Linked DNA regions of Homo sapiens: region 2 is linked to region 1. The links are chromatin contacts, found by Hi-C or POLR2A ChIA-PET in ENCODE. All regions are on one chromosome and are shown on one strand. The core of a region is the stretch at or near the end of the contact, and the rest is flanking DNA. Distances in the headings are between cores, read along the strand shown.

Region 1 (2,700 bases), core at 133-2,632:
GTGCATAGGGCACATGTGAAGAAAAGGCCTTTGCCCCTCTCACTACTGACTCCAGGTTGAAACTCGAGGGGTCCCGGGCGGCTGCAGCGCTGCCGCGAGCTCCCCTGGAAGCGGTGGCTTGTCCCTAACTTTAACCACAGCAACTGCTGCGGAACGCGGGCGTCTCCGCCCGGGCTGCACCTGTTCCCGATTCGGAGCACCCAGCCTCACACATCCCTTCTGACCTTGAAGGCATCCTGAAACTCACACCCTGCTCCCGGTTCGACTTTACTCCAACCCCCTCCCCGCAGTCACTGAAGCCCTCTTTGTACCAAAGAGGCCGCGTCAAAACATCCATCCCCAGCAAATTCACAATGCTCTTCCCTGGGGTCTCCGGAGATAACGGCGCACCCCTCTACCCATTGCTTACCCTCACTCCATCCAGCCGCCGCGCCCTCACGCCAGGTTGTCTCCTCCCTCTCCACCAAGTCCAGAACCCCCACCTCTCCCAAGTCCAGGGTTCCCTGTTGTGGGTATGCGGGAGGAAAGGACGCCTCGGAGGCGCGCCCTCGAGAGCCGGCGCCGCAGAGCCCCTGGGGTGGGGTCCACGGCGGGGACAGGGGACAGCAGCGGGAGCACCGCGGGGGCCCGTCCCGCGCACGGCGCTCAGAGCTGGCAGGGTCGCCCTGCCGTTCGGGGAACTCGGTTGGAGCCGAGCCCAGGCAACGAAAGTGAGGGGCGCGGCGGGGAGGGGGCGACAGCCCTGGCTTGGTGCTGAGCCGTGGCGCTGCGGAACCTCTAGGAGCCGGGTGGCCGGTCAGTGCGGGCGTTCCCGGAACCGCCAAACTTTCTCCGCCAACCGAAGTTAGGGACTCCGAGGACAGTGACGAGGAGGACACCGCGGAGGGGGGTCTCCCGTCACCTCCCGCCTCCAGTAGCCGAGGGAGAAGGCGACCCTGAGTACTAGGTGGCCCCGAGCGCGCCACCCCGGCCCCGGGGCGCCTCCCTCGCGGCCGCGCTCACCTGGCTGTAGAGCTCGCCCACCGACATGGCCCGGGCCGGGCGGGGCTCGGGCCCCGGCTCCTGGCTGCCCCGCGGCTCTCAGTCCGCGGCTGGCCCGCCTGGCGCCATGTTCCCGGGCTGGCCTGGAGTTTCTCGATCTTCTCGCTCTTCTCCGACCTGCCCCGCCGGCTTCCCGCAGGCGCCGCGGCCGGCTCGCTCCCGGCGGCGCGACCTTTACTCCCGCCGCGGCGGCGCAGCTACGGCCGGACAGGAGTTGCGAGCGCCGGGGGAGGAGGCCGCGCCGCACCACTCCCCTCCCAGGTGTGGGGAGGAGGCGAGGGCCGGCGAGGAGGGAGGACCCGCTCGCGTCAGAGCGGACGGCCCGTGCGCCGCCGCGCCTCTGAGCCCTGCCGGTGCCCGGCCCGACGCGCCCTCCCGCGCCCCCGCTGCCACCTGGGCCTCCGGGCCGGGGGCGGGGCGCTCAGAGAGGAGCTCCGGGACCGGCGCGGGCCGCCCCCTGCTGGACGCCGCGCGCGCGCAGGCACAGGTGCGCCCCGGCGCCCGCACCTGCCCTGCCGCGCTCCGCTTCCACCCGCACCGGGCCCCGCGGAGTCCGGCATGAACGCGGTGCAGACAAGAAAAGGGAAGAGGAACTAACCAGAGAGGGGGGAAAAAAGAGAAGCGTCTATGGCTGGAAGGCCCCAGACATTGCCCTCGATTTTACCTGGCTGTATTCAGCGCTTTCATGATTAAAATTCAGTTACTCGTAGATCGTTATTAAGGCGACCTGGATATACATACACCAGGGATCTTCTCCTTCAAACTGAACTCTCTGCGCGGAAATCCTTGTCAGTAAAGTGGGAGTCGTAACTCCTTCTGTACAAATATTGTCCACTTTCGCCCACAGCCTCCAAGGAGACTCCAGGCCACTCATCTCAGAGGGCTTCTGCTTTTCCGGGAAGTCTCACGTTCTCCCAACCCCCGTCTCGTCTACATGCAGACTCCGGGTCCTTTTGCCACTCACTACCTCGTTTATTTGTGTTCCCTCTCTGACCATGGCACTTGGCTGCCTGCAGCAACTTCAGCTCCTCTCCTACTTCCAGTGAAAAGTAGAAATTTCAACCAAGAAAAAAAAAAAAAAACTGCCAGAAGTCTGTGGAGGGAGACGAGGGGCTGTCAGAGGAGACACTCCCTTCTGAAGCTGACATCTGTCCCTGACCCAGGGGTGGCCCCTGAAAAGTGGTTCTCAACCGGAAGATATATCTGTACCAGCCGGGGCAGTTGTTCAAGAGCCCCAGAAGGTGATTCTCAGAGGCATCCCACCTGGAACTCAAGATCCCGTTGTAATTCACCTGTGCAGGCCTTCCCATGGGCACCTCCACAATGAGAGTCACATGGGGAGCTTTAAGCGTTCCAAGGAAGAGGCCCCAACCCAAGGAATTCTGATATAATGAAGGATGGGACCTGGGTATCCCAATTTTTAAAGCTCCTCTGAAAGTCTAAAGGATGGTACTTCCAGGGTGACAAATGCATTGACCAAAGCTTGGGCGGCTCTCATTGGACCTAAAAATGGAACTCTTCACATCAGTGGCAAGAGCAGAAAGGGATTTTTTTCTCTTCCTCAAAAGTTTTTCTGCATATTTCCCTTCCCCGGATTCCTGTAGCTCTTAAAGTGTGTCCCCACCCCCCACGCCCACCATCAGCATCACCTGGTAACTG
Region 2 (2,700 bases), core at 194-2,693, 340 kb before region 1:
CCACCCAGGGTAAGGAAGGAGACTGCAGACACTACCTGCTTTTCAATGCAGATCTTTCTGGGACTCCTTAAAGGCACAAAAATATTAACTAATCTTAACTTCAGCTCTCCTTGCAGGGTCTTTCTCCAATAGCTAAAACAAGTTTTGTGATGCCCTAGATGAGAACTGAATGATGTCTCCCCTTGACCTTGGGACTGGGGTGCGTTACCACTTTTTACTCAATTTGGGAAAGCAGAACTCTTTACCCCTCTACATGCAAACTCTTTTGCTGTGTCCAAGTCACCCAGTGTCTGCCCCATGCCAGCAAGGGCAGCTCCTGGAGGTCAGGTGTGTCCAATGTTCCACCTCCACCTAGGTCCTCAACCTGCGCAGCCCTGGGCACACAGAGATACTCAAGGGCCAGCAGAGTTGGGTGGAGGAGGGCAGGTAGGGGCCTGCTGCCCCCAGCAGGACTCTGCCGCACCTCCCTGCTCCTAACAGCCTCTGTTCCTGGAGTACTCCTCCTGCAGGCCAGATTCCAGCTTTCCAGGCAGGAATAATGGAGCAAGAACTGCATCCAAACAGCCCTAAATGAGGACCTGTAATGCCCTCGTCCTCATTCCCAGGGTGCAAACCATCTGTAAACCAAAAATAAAATCCTAAGGCCCCCCACCATCTGAAGGGACTTCCTCCTCAGCCAGGGCTCTTTTAATGTTTAACCTGAGAGACTGTTTCAGGCCACGATAGGAAGTGGGGGTCCGATGTGCCTCATTATACCTCTCCATCATTAACATCAACATAGACTTTAACAAATCCCAAACTCATAACTCAGCATCATCCCGTCTCAGATGTTAGTGCCTGCATTTTACTACGGCCTTTCATGGCTGGTGCTTTAACCCAAAGGCACAGCTCACTGGAGGACTGTAGGCACCACTGCAGTGATTCTTGGGGAGGGCCGGAAGTAGAGCGCATCAGCGCTGAAAGGGAACAAGTGCAGGGATCCTGGGCTCCACCCACCTCCTTTCCCACACCAGAGAGACACTGACTCCTGCGCCAGGACCCAGGGTCTCCAGACCTTGAACTAAAGCTCCTTTCCAGCCTCCAGCCCCCCACCCCCCAGGGAGGGGCTGCTGGGGCTCTGTCTCAGAGGTTCACCTCACCTCTGTCGTCCCCGTAAACCTACAGACTGCAGAGCTCTCTAGGGTGGGGCACGCGAAGCTGACTCACACAAGGAAGTTAGGATTAATGAATGCCCAGGCCACCAGCCTCACAGGGCCATACTCCCAGAATTCTTAATTCTGTAACAAGCCAGGCACTATTGACAAAGATAAAAGTAGAGAACTGTGCAGCCCAGGCAGCCCACAGTGCTCAGGAAATCAGACACACGAGTAAACTAAAAACCAGTCAACCAACTTGCTTCAGCCGTTGGTTCCCAGAGGAAAGAACCCCTGGAGGAGCTCCTCCAGCTCCACTTAGGCCATTATGGGCCAAGGCCAGGGAGGGAGCGCCACCTCCTGGTGGGAAAAGAAAAAGCCCAAACTACTTGGCTCAGGATTTTTTGTTGAAAATGTAAGTGCTTGATATCAATTAATAAATCTACAAATATTTCCAGAGAGACCACTGTGACACACAGAGATAAGTTAACTCACTGCAGTCAGTCTCCAGCCACAGGGGGCAGTGAGGCTCGGCATCCAGGAAACTGGCTGGAGAACCTAGCATTGGGGCAACTCCCAGCCCCACCTGTAATGAGCCCGTGGCCCGGGCTAATCACCTCCACGCCCTGGGCCTCTCTTTCTTTACGGGTAAAGTGAAAGTAGCCTACTGAATTATCGCAAAGGTTTCTTCCAGATCTTTAATTACTAACCTTATTGCAAAGGTTTCTTCCAGATCTTATAAAAAGCCAGACAAGGCCTAGGATAATATTTACTTGGCCTCTGTGAAGATATTGGAAAAACAGGATCTATCAACCATGGCCCCGCCACAGTTAAGAACCTGCCTTCCTGGGGAAACAGACAAGATTCCTGCCAGCTCAGAGATGGTCAGTTTCCCGGTTCTAAAAAGCCCACTGTGTGCTCCACAGACAGCCTAACTTCTTTAGTTCATACCCAAGCTTTCTATTCAACCTCCTAGCATATTCCCTGGGACCTCTGGGAAATGGAAGGCACACTCCAAACACCAGGAACAACAGAGAAACATCTGAGGCCCTAGGCCTGGCCATATGAGGGTGAACAGTTTGTGGATTAATATGACCTAGCCATGAAATTACAGCAGACCCAAACTGTGCTGCCAACTCAGGACCAGCAGAACTTTGGGGAACATAAGGAAATGATCACCTCCTTGAAAAAAGCCAAGAGCTCTTAGTCAGGACTGGTTAAAGCTGGGCCCTCTGGGGAGGGGCTGGGCAGAAGCTAGCTCTTCCCGCCTTCTTTGCCATTCTGAGCAAGGCAGCCCACAGCAGCCGAGGCTCAAGGTCAAATGAGCCAACAGCTCCGAGCAAATCTTGAGACTGCACACAGTTCCTTGTCAAACACAGTCTCCGCTGTCCCGGACAGGCCCCTGGTGTGTGTATTGGCGGGGGGCGGCGGGTGTGAATAATAACCCCAGGTGCGCCCGACCAAGCCCAGGTGCCAATGCCTGGAGGCCTCCTGTCTTGCCGGGGACCTGCTGGATGGAGAGGAGCTGCTAGGAGGTTTTCTGGGACCTCGGGAATGCACCAGTCTC

What was found. A loop is a pair of places that touch in the nucleus more often than their neighbours do. ChIA-PET counts read pairs that join two places held with the same protein, here RNA polymerase II (POLR2A). Pooled maps may share reads with other maps.
Region 2: a pooled map shows a loop between it and region 1 (2.9-fold over the local background). The contact joins the enhancer-like site here to the promoter of MYO5B in region 1. A Hi-C loop is called at or near these places in 5 of 168 maps with a recorded cell type or tissue (A673, GM12878, K562 and 2 more), 2 of 37 single-sample maps with no recorded cell type and 8 of 50 pooled maps. POLR2A ChIA-PET finds 5 or more read pairs at or near these places in 1 of 52 experiments (PC-9).

The regions. Positions count from the first base shown.
Region 1 is chr18:50,193,765-50,196,464 of GRCh38, forward strand. It overlaps MYO5B (myosin VB), which reads right to left and starts at 1,383. Exons shown (of 40, transcript NM_001080467.3): 1 at 1,003-1,383. The coding sequence starts at 1,029. RefSeq lists silencers at 1,058-1,297, 1,358-1,597.
Region 2 is chr18:49,857,433-49,860,132 of GRCh38, forward strand. The region is part of intron 29 of MYO5B (myosin VB); the gene reads right to left. Among named protein-coding and RNA genes, the nearest start is that of SNHG22, 45 kb to the left of the region's middle. Within about 2 kb of position 1,444, at least 10 of the 41 ENCODE cell types and tissues checked have a DNase peak (open chromatin) inside an H3K27ac peak, as active enhancers do.